Regions from separate parts of the Homo sapiens genome. Here region 1 is linked to region 2. Evidence: chromatin contacts called from ENCODE Hi-C or POLR2A ChIA-PET data. All regions are on one chromosome and are shown on one strand. Each heading gives the region's core, a stretch centred on a gene start or an enhancer-like site at or near the end of the contact. The rest is flanking DNA. Distances are from core to core; before and after follow the strand shown. Region 1 overlaps LOC105369844 (a long non-coding RNA gene). Region 2 holds the start of GLIPR1L2 (GLIPR1 like 2).

Region 1 (5,090 bases), core at 1,989-4,488, 420 kb after region 2:
ATAGAGCAGAATCTTATCTGTTGCTCTTCACAGCCTCAACATGTTTAAACAAGTGCTTGTTCCCGAAGCTGTTAGAAATCTTTAAAAGCATCTCTAATTGTTTAGCTGCTAGGTTTCTCCATTCAAGAATAAATCAGCATCTCTTGCAGCAAGGCCAAAGATTCAGGATTTCAAGAGTCTTTCCTACTGTTAGTCATTAAGAGCCCAGTTAGGAATCAAATATGCACTTAAATTTAGGTAAAACATGCATGGATTTTGCAGGCAGAGAGCTTGAGTTTCGATCTACCTTACTTTGGGCAAGTTTCTTCACCTCTCTTCATCTGGAAAATGGATGCAATACTAGTACCAATCTCACAGAGCTACTCTGAGGAGTAATTGAAATAGTGCATGCAAATTGTTCACTTACCGTAGTGACAAGACTATATATGTTTTCTGTTTTTTGTTTTTTGTTTTACTAGACCTCCACACGGATTTCTGATGATAGCAGCTGGATTAGCTATTCTCTCTCTCTGGCTATTTCTCATTTCTGCAGCTACTTGACTGAGGGAATGGCCCCACTCTTTTTTCCTGCTCCCTTGGTGTCAGGCTAATTGAATAAAAATAGGAATCTACAAATTAAAAGTCTCACACATGCTGCTATAGCAACGCTCTCTCTCCCATTCCTCTGATTACATGCATCCATCCTCTTGTAGGCTTAAGACAAATGTAATAGTGATTTGCAAGGGCTCTAGGGTCAAACTAGGGTGACCAACTGCTCCAGTTTGCCCAGGCTAAGGAGTTTTCAGGGACATGGAACTTTAAAGGCAAAAACCAGGATTGTCCCAGGAAAACAAAACAAAACAAAAAAAAAACAAACAAAAATCCAAGATGTTGTTCACCCTCTATCAGACTGCCTAGGTTCTATCTTTGGGACCTTAGGCAAGTTACCGACCTTGCTGTACCTCCATTTCCTCATCTGAATATAGATTATAACATCTTTCCTTATAAAGTTTTTTTTTTAAGAGTAAATGAATTATATAGAGAGTGCTCAGAATAGTACCTAGAATGTAACAAGCACTCAATACATGTTGGTTAGTATTACAATTACTAATCACTACAGGAAAACATGGAGTAATAAAACTAACACACAAGGACATGATGGAGGATCTAGAATCTTATAAAGTCCTTAGAGCCCAAGAGTGAAGCATCTAGGAAGGATTATCCACCCCAACAATCCCCCACCCTGCCATCATCGGGTCATGATCCTTCTCTGGGAGATCATGAAACCAAACAAAAATAATAATATACTATGACCTCAAGAAAGTATAATAAGAGAAATACAAATTGCACTACCTTGAGCTAATTTATTTGACTAATCAAAACAAAACAAAGCAAACAAACAAAAAAGCCCCAAACAGAAGTTTGAAAATGCTCAGTTACTAAAGCTGCAAAGAAATAGACACTCTCACACTGCACTAGAAGGCAGGCAAAATGGCCAGCCCCCATGGAAGGGTATCTGGCAATATCTACCAAAATTACAGATGCATTTGAACCACAATGCTACTCCTGGGAATCTATCCCACAGTTACTGTTACCTATGTATCACAGCATAGATGGTTAAAGATATCAACTAGAGAACTGTTTCTTATAGCAAAAACTGGAAATGACCTCCAAAAATAGGGGACTGGTCAAAAGAACTATGGTGTATCTGTATAACTGAATATGGTACACAAATAAAAAAAGAATGAAGAAGCTCTCTATGTATCAATATGGCAAGATCTCCAAAATATATTGTTCAATAATGAAAAAGCTTGGTGCAAAATAGTGTAATATGCTATCTTTTCTGAAAAAAGAGAGGAGGAAATAAGAATGTATATGTATGCTTGTACATGCAATAAGAAACACTGCAGCTGGACACAATGGTGTGCACCTGTAGTCCTCAGCTACTCAGGAGGCTGAGGCCAGAGGATCACTGAGTCCAGCAGCTCAAGGCTGTAGTGCACTATGGAGGCACCTGTGAATAGCCACTTCGCTCCAGCCCAGGCAACGTCATGAGACCCTGTCTCGAAAATAAAATAAAAAACACTGGAAAAATAGCAAGAGACTAATTGAAATTACTTATTAAGGGCAGAAAGAAACTGGGTAGATGAAGAGCAAGGTGGGAGCAACATATCTCAATCTAGATTTTTAAATTTTGTTTTTATTTTCACCTTGTAAAGTGTAGTACATAACAAAAAATATATTTGTAGGCCAGGTGCGGTGGCTCATGCCTCTAATCCCAGCACTATGGGAGGCCAAGGCGGGTGGATCACTTGAGGTCAGGAGTTTGAGACCAGCCTGGCCAGCATGGTGAAACCCCGGCTCTACTAAAAACAAAAAAAATTAGCCGGGTGTAGTGGCACATGCCTGTAATCCCAGCTACTGGGGAGGCTGAGGCAGGAGAATCACTTGAACCCAGAGGCAGAGGTGGCAGTGAACCAAGATCATGCCACTGCACTCCAGCCTGGGTGACAGAATGAGACCCTGTCTCAAAAAAAAAAAAAAAAAAAAAAAAAAGAGGCAGAGGTTGCAGTGAACCAAGATCATGCTACTGCACTCCCGCCTGGGTGACAGAATGAGAGCCTGTCTCAAAAAAAAAAAAAAAAAAAGAAAAGAAAAGAAAAGAAAAAGGAAAAGAAATATACATTTTTAAAAACCAAAGTAAAAAATTAAAATCTCCTTTTCTATATCATCCACTTAAAAATTAGCATAGTGTGCTATGATGGCACCTGTGAATAGCCACTTCACTCCAGCCCAGGCAATATCATGAGGCCCCATCTCTAAAACAAAACAAATTTAAAAAAAGAAAGAAACTGGAAAAATAACAAGAGAGCACTTAACTTCTATAAAACACATCTCATTTGAGAAGACAGGAAATTGTGTTGAAAACAACCCCATGGTATCCTCCATGCACCCAAACAAATAAACAAAAGATTTCTGCCATGTGATTTTGAGGACCACTCCCTGCCAGCTAAGCAGAAAGAAAGCAAGGGCACAGGTGGTGTTCTGGGAATTAGAGTCATATAGGAACTGATTTATATTCCTCTCCCATTTGTATGTAGACCCCAGTAACCCAACAGCGTGGCCAGCATCTGGGAGGAGATAAAACGCAGTGTGTTTTGCCTTTTTCAGCTAGGATGAGGTTTCATTCTCTCATCGTTTTACATTTGCACGATAGGAGATCTGTTCTGCTTCTTATGTTAATTGAAATCGGCTGCTTTGGGCTCTGACACAGGCATTTAGCGCTAACAGTCAATTGCTCTTTCCTCAGCCATCTGGCAAAAGAGTTGAAACCAGCAATTTTCTGAGTCAGAATTAGACATCTGAAAACAAACGTGCACATAGGCAAACCTCTTAGAAGTGCAGAATGAAAGAAAGTAGCAGGTAGCAGGATGCTATAAAGCCAACTCTGAAGCAATGGGATCTCTAATAGGGGAACCCAAAAGGGTACGTTGGCTTCTGACACCACTACCACCCTTTCCAGTATGCATCAGAAGCACTGGGAATCAGGCTGTCTCTCTCTCCCTTACCTTCCCTGCTAAATGGCAGGAGCTACCCTAGCTTTGGCCTCATTTGGCTTTCCCTTGTAGACAGGTGTACTACTCTCTCAGATATTCTCACCTTTAGTACTTGAGCAGCCACTTCAAGTTCAGCAGGAATTTATGGAGCACTCGAGCTTCTGTGATAGCATCTTCTCCTGGTTCTTCAAAATCCCTGACTGTTCTTTTTCTCCTCCCCCTCATGTATTCCCCTTTCTCCATCTGCCCTTTAAATGTTGGTGTTTCCTCAACTTCTGTCCTCGGCTCATCTTACATCATATATTTACTCTCCTGTTGCAGGTTTGAGGCTGCAAACAGGAGAGTAAGTATATGGTGTAAGATGAGCTGAGGCCTAAAGGACCATGCAAATAGTGCTGGTTTCATTCTTAAGAGGGGGACTCATTCTAGACCCTTTCTGACACAGGCTGCTTTTTTCTATGGGCCCATTCAGAGTTTCATGATGAAGCACCAAACTCTCTTCACACAAAAGCAGCAGTGACTCTATATCTGGCTGCCATTTCCTGCCTTCCAATTGAAGTCTTTCCTAGTAAAGAGTTAGGACACCCCCAAACCTGGGCAGAACATATCCCCCACCCCCAACCACCAATGTCAATGGCTCAAAAGCTACACAAGTAAACCTTAAGTATTAGTAAAGCACAAATCATGTCACTTCCAGATGGAAGACTGTGTCATTCCTGAATCAAACACTCATTTGTGGTACCCATTATGGTGCCATTTGGCCCTACAAATCCTCTATACAGAAAGTGCAAATAATACACAAGTGCTCATCAGGTTAATCTGAGTGGTAGCTGTGTCCACGTGTGCCTGTCCATGCATCCCTCCCAAAGATTAGCTAAGCATCCGCTCCAAGCATCTTTCATCTGCTGAACCCTCTTGCTCTGCCTTTACTCTGGTCCTTATATCCACATCACTAAGAGGGAAGGTTAGTGTAGAAGACAGACAGGATGTATGAAGTTTGGATAACACAGGATTTGGGGAGTGTGGTCTTTCTGCCCACATGCACCCTGCCCTAAGTGAGTTATGTTCTTCTTTCCCCTTGTTTATTGCTCTGTTTTGAATTGATTCAATGAAGTATGAGATTCCAACATATTCATTCCAGCTATGAGCCTTCCTGTTCTGTGACCTCTGTAATAAGTTGCCTGGTATGGTACTTGTAGGCTATCCTTGCATCAGAGTGATTTCCCACAAGACATTTTATTGGCTTCATCTGTATTTTACCTTATGATTACATGCTACTATTCTTTTTTGCATTTTCAGATTTCCCTTTAATAATTTTGTAATCTAGAAAGTAAGTGTGCTTTTCAAAAGGGTAACATGATCTACTGTGTCTTATTGAACCCCAGGCACTAAGGGTTGAAACTAAGTTTTATCCAGACTAGTTTCCTGTGGAGCAACACAGCAAATAGGATGGTGGTCAAGTTTGCACAGGTTGGCTTCTCACCTTATGTAAGAATGTCAGAGATGGTCCACTTGCTGTCTGTCCCCTCACTCCCTGCTGTAGTCAGATGTTTA
Region 2 (5,197 bases), core at 11-2,510:
ATTGCTAATTCACTAAATTGTAAGCTGCTTGAAAGCTGGATCTGTGTCTTGTCTACTGATCTTTCTCAATCACTTAAAACTTACTACTATGCAGTCATAGTAGTAAGTATTCAAGGGCATAAATGAAACCATCTTACATAGGTCTATTGTTTTTCAATTGTGTGCATCACAGACAATTTTTAAAAGCACTTTTCTTTTTATAAATGTTTGGCTAACCTGTTACAATGTTTTGTAGTAAAATTCTCTCCCAATGTCAATTTTCCATATCTGCTTAATGCTATTAAGCACAATATGTAATATGCAAACGTGTATTCCAAAACTAATACTTGCTTTTTTTCCATGCTTAGAATTTAAAGTCTTCAAAGCAAGTTGGTTTTGTTTTGTTTTGTTTTTGAGGAAAATGTTTGGAGGTAAACAGATCAGACCAAAATCAGCTAGATATTAGCCAATTTTGTCTGGAACAAAAAAAGAAAACAAAAGAGTTCGTTCTTACTGTGAATGCCACAATTAGTGAAAAAGATGAATCTTGATATTCCGGGCTGTCTGAATTGTGCTGATGAGAGAAGAAGTAGAAATGTTTTAACCTTTGAAGAGTTTGGTGATCCCTACTCTCCCTTCACTCCCATTTATTTTGTGGTTTCCCACAAAGGTTCATTTAAAAACTGAAAAAAATCTCATCAATTAAGTTGGCCTTAAGAACTTCTTTGGCCTTAAGAACTAGCAATATTTCTGTATTCCATTCTGTCCCTGAGGAAAATAAAAGGCAGGCCCTGCACCAAATTTCCAACTCAACAGGTAATGGGGAAAAAAAATTTAATTGAATTTGTATCTGTATCGCAGAAAAATCATTTCACCTGGCACAATTAGAAGGTTCCTCAGACCTGTTACTCAGCAATTGGCATTTACCATACAAACTGATGACTCATTAATAACGACATATCATTCAGTGTCAGAAATCAATTCGGGATAACATTTCACTACATTAGTTTAGTGAAAAGGGCTTACTCACGTAACACAAGTCTTTCTTTAGTTTGTCAGACATCTATTACCAGCTTTCTTCACTCTGCAGGTCTAGCTTTCCCCTCCTCTCCCCCTCCCCTACCCACTCTCCCCTCCCTCTTCTCTCCTCCCTCCTCCTTACCCCCTCCTCCCTCCTTTGTTTTTCCCTCCTCCCTCCTCCCTTTCTCCTTCCGGGAGGCGGGACAAGGCTTGCTTGCGTCCTCCGTAGATTGGCAGGTCACTGGGACGGCCAGCGCGTGCGCACTGGCCTGTCAGCGGCCGGTGGACCATGGAGGCCGCAAGGCCCTTCGCCCGGGAGTGGAGGGCCCAGTCCCTACCCCTGGCAGTAGGGGGCGTTTTGAAGCTGCGGCTCTGTGAGCTGTGGCTACTGCTACTGGGTTCTAGTTTGAACGCCAGATTTTTGCCAGACGAGGAGGACGTAGACTTTATCAACGAGTACGTGAACCTCCACAATGAGCTGCGGGGCGACGTCATTCCCCGAGGGTCTAACTTGCGCTTCATGGTGAGGCCGGAAGGCGGTTTGCCGACCCTTCCACTACCGTTGCCACAACGCCTCCCTGGATCTCGGGTAGTTGGGGCCACTGCTCTGAGGCTGAAGGATCGCGGAGAACCGCACTTTTAGCTTGGTTTTTAAAGTACACGTGAAGTTTACACAGAGAAAAACTGCGGACACTCTAACACATGCTTATTACCATGATATTACACAGGGCCAGGACTAAGGTGATGGAGGCACTGGCCTGAAGTGCAGATTTTAAGGGGGCGCCAATTCAAGAAAATGATATTTTAATGCAACGGGTTTTTAAAAATTAAAAATCAGTGCAAAAATATCAATATCAAGGGTAAAGAAAATGTTAAAAAATTTAACAAAGACAGGTTCCTTGGGTCTGGATTAGGGAAAAACAAGTGCGACACTCTCAGGGTGGTGCAAATCAAGATGAGATTCTGTTTGTATTTGAAATTTTTATTTTTAGCTTTTTCCATCATCGATGTCACATTAGCTTTGCCTTTTAAAAATGTTTGTTATCTTGATTTTTTTTTTTTGTGCCCATTCCAAATTTGGCTCCTAAGGAAGTGTCTCAGTTTCCTCACCCTAGTCTTGACCCTGATTTTGCCTTACCTTACAATGCGGTTCTTGCTTTCCCCCTCTTTTACACCCTATAGTCATTTAACAACTCAACTATTCCCTGGTTGCTATTGAGTTTTCCTGACTGTCATTAAAATGACTGAAAATCCGGCAAATAAATAACTGTCCTCTTAGGGAATTAGAAGCTTCAAACTTATAAATTATATTGCAAGGACTACTTTCCTAGACATGTCTTTTCTTCCTTCAGCATTAGTTCTTAGCACAAATTTCAGAAATGGGATAAATAAATTAAGGGTATGATATTTTTTATTAATTTAACACATAGCAATTGCTATGCTAAAGGGTAGTGCCAAATTTAGCAAATACCAGCTGTTCTGTTTTCACCACATCCTCACTGATTTGGACATGTTCAATTACTTGCTAAATGAATAAATTACAAAAATGGTCATTTGTTTTAATGTTGATTTTAAAATACTATTTTGATAGGACATACTTGAGTTCTTTCTTCGTCATTTCCTTTACCTTTTATATTGTCAGCATTTCCATGTCAGATTATATGCTGTCTTATAGAACTATGCTAGCATTTGGTTCTATCTGCTGAAGATACTTTTTTCTAAGCCAATTCTTTTTCTTTTGAATTCAATTATAGAGTTTGGGGATATTTGGGAGTTTCAACTAATTTCCCATTTTTTGTGACTAATTCTGTTTCTTCCCAATTTGAAGATTATCCTTACTCCTGAAAATTAATAAACACATAATACTTTCTAATACAACTTTTCATAGGTTTTCTATCTCATCTCTAAAAATTATATAGTATTTCAAACATAAGGTATATAAAATAATATACCTGTATACCCACAATCGATATTTTTAAATATAGACATTTTTAAAGGAATAGTATTTGATATATAGGTTAAAGTCCCACCCTAAATTTTTACCTTTTTCTTCTTTCTTGAAGTTAATGTATATTTTTCCCATGTATTTTATTAGGACATAAATATTAACTGTAAATAGTATAGTCTATCATAATAGTATGGCCTATTTAAAATGTTTCTTTAGCAGATTTGGACATCACTCAGCTTATTTAAACTCTTTTATTGGTTATTTTTAGTATTTTAATGTATGTACTTTTTATAAATTCCAAAAGTTAATACCTGTAAACTCCACCCAAATATTAATAAGATCTTAGAACACAAATTCTGAATACTTTCCATCCTTATTCATGCTATTGCCGTGTAGTACTTTTGTTCTACCTTGCTTTTAAATACCAAAAAAATTGTTGTTTTTAAAAAATTGTATTACAATATACAGGACATAACATTTACCATTTTAACCATTTTTAAGTGTATAGTTCAGTGGCATTAAGTACATTTGCATTGTTGTGCACCCATTACCACCACCTATCTCCAAAATTTTTTCGTCTTCCTGAACTGAGACTCCATACCCATCAAATAATTACTTTACTCTCCATCTCCCCTCCTCCCAGGCCTCTATCACCATTCTACTTTCTATTCCTATTAATTTGACTTCTTAAGGTACCAAATATAAGTGGAATCATATAATATTTGTCTTTGTTACTAGCTTATTTCATTTGGTATAATGTCTATAAAGTTCACCCATGTTGTAGCATGTGTCAGAATTACCTGTCTTTTTACAGCTGAATAATATTCTACTGTATGCATATACCACATTTTGTTTATCCATTCATTGGTCAGTGGATATTTAGATTGCTTCCATTATTTGGCTGTTGTGAATAATACTGCTATAGACATGGGTGTACATTTATCTGCTCCAGTTCCTGATTTTGCTGTTTTTGGGTATATACCCAGAACTGGAATTGCTGTATCATATGATAATTCTGTTTAATTTTTCAAAGAACCCCCATTCTGTTTTCCATAGTGGCTGCACCATTTTACATTCCCACCAAGAATGTTCAAGGGTTCAATTTCTCCACATCCTTGATAACACTTGTTATTTTCTGTTTTATTTTCCTTATTCCTCTTTTTTTCTTAATGATAACCATCTAGCAGTTATGAAGTGATACCTCACTGTATTTTTTATCTGCATTTCCCTAATGATTACTGATATTGAGCATCTTTTTATTTGCTTCTTGACCAAGATTTTCTCTTCTTTGAAGAACTATCTATTCAAGTCGTTTGCACATTTTTTGGCCAACTTGTTAGATTTTTTGTTGTTGAATTATAGGAATTTTTATAGATTCTGGATATTAATCTTTTTCAGATATATGATTTGAAAGTATTTTCTCCCGTTTTGTAAGTTGCCTTTGCACTCTATTGATAATATCCTTTGATAAACAAAAGTTTTTAACGTCAATGAAGTATAATTTATCATTTTTTGTTGTTATTGTATGTATTTTTTGTCGTATCCAAGAAGTCATTGCCAAATTCAATATCATGAAGCTTTTCCCCTGTGCTTTTTAAAGGTTTTATAGTTTTAGGTCTTTGAGTTAAGTTTTGTATATTGTGTAAGGTAAGGGTCCAGCTTATTCTTTTGCATGTGGATATCCAGTTTTCCTAACTTCATTTGCTGGAAAGATTGTTATTTTCCCCATAAAATGGTCTTTCCACCCTTGTTAAAAATCGTTTGACCATATATGCTGGCATTTATTTTGGGGCCCTCTATTCCATTCTGTTAGTCTAATATGTCTGTATGCTATTAATAGTTCCACAATGATTACTGTAGAATACTGGTAAGTAGAAATTAGGAAGTGTGCATTCTTCAACTTTTTTCATCTTCTTCAAGATTATTTTGGCCATACAGGGTCCTTTCAGATTTTTTACGAATTTTGAGATGTATTTTTGTATTTCTGCAAAAAAAAAAAAAAAAAAAAACATTATTGGGATTTTGATATGGGTTTCCTTGATTTGTAACATTTTGGGTAGAACAGGCATCTTAACAATATAAAGTATTCCAATACTTTAACACAGTATGTCTTTTCACTTTCTAATATCCACCTTAATTTCTTTCAGTAATATTTTATTTTCAGTATATATGTTTTTCCCTCTTTGGCTAAGTTTATTCCTAAATATTTTATTCTTTTTGATGCTATTGTGGTGGAATGGTTTACCTAAT

Evidence for each region. A loop is a pair of places that touch in the nucleus more often than their neighbours do. ChIA-PET counts read pairs that join two places held with the same protein, here RNA polymerase II (POLR2A). Pooled maps may share reads with other maps.
Region 1: a map of ascending aorta shows a loop between it and region 2 (2.2-fold over the local background). The contact joins the enhancer-like site here to the promoter of GLIPR1L2 in region 2. A Hi-C loop is called at or near these places in 1 of 168 maps with a recorded cell type or tissue (ascending aorta) and 4 of 50 pooled maps. POLR2A ChIA-PET finds 5 or more read pairs at or near these places in 1 of 52 experiments (MCF 10A).

The regions. Positions count from the first base shown.
Region 1 is chr12:75,809,318-75,814,407 of GRCh38, forward strand. All of the region lies in intron 1 of LOC105369844 (a long non-coding RNA gene), which reads right to left. Among named protein-coding and RNA genes, the nearest start is that of PHLDA1-AS1, 220 kb to the right of the region's middle. Within about 2 kb of position 3,239, at least 3 of the 41 ENCODE cell types and tissues checked have a DNase peak (open chromatin) inside an H3K27ac peak, as active enhancers do.
Region 2 is chr12:75,389,829-75,395,025 of GRCh38, forward strand. GLIPR1L2 (GLIPR1 like 2) reads left to right here and starts at 1,261. Exons shown (of 6, transcript NM_001270396.2): 1 at 1,261-1,522. The coding sequence starts at 1,289. It also overlaps a transcript of CAPS2 not described here. RefSeq lists a silencer at 1,063-1,235 and an enhancer at 1,193-1,322.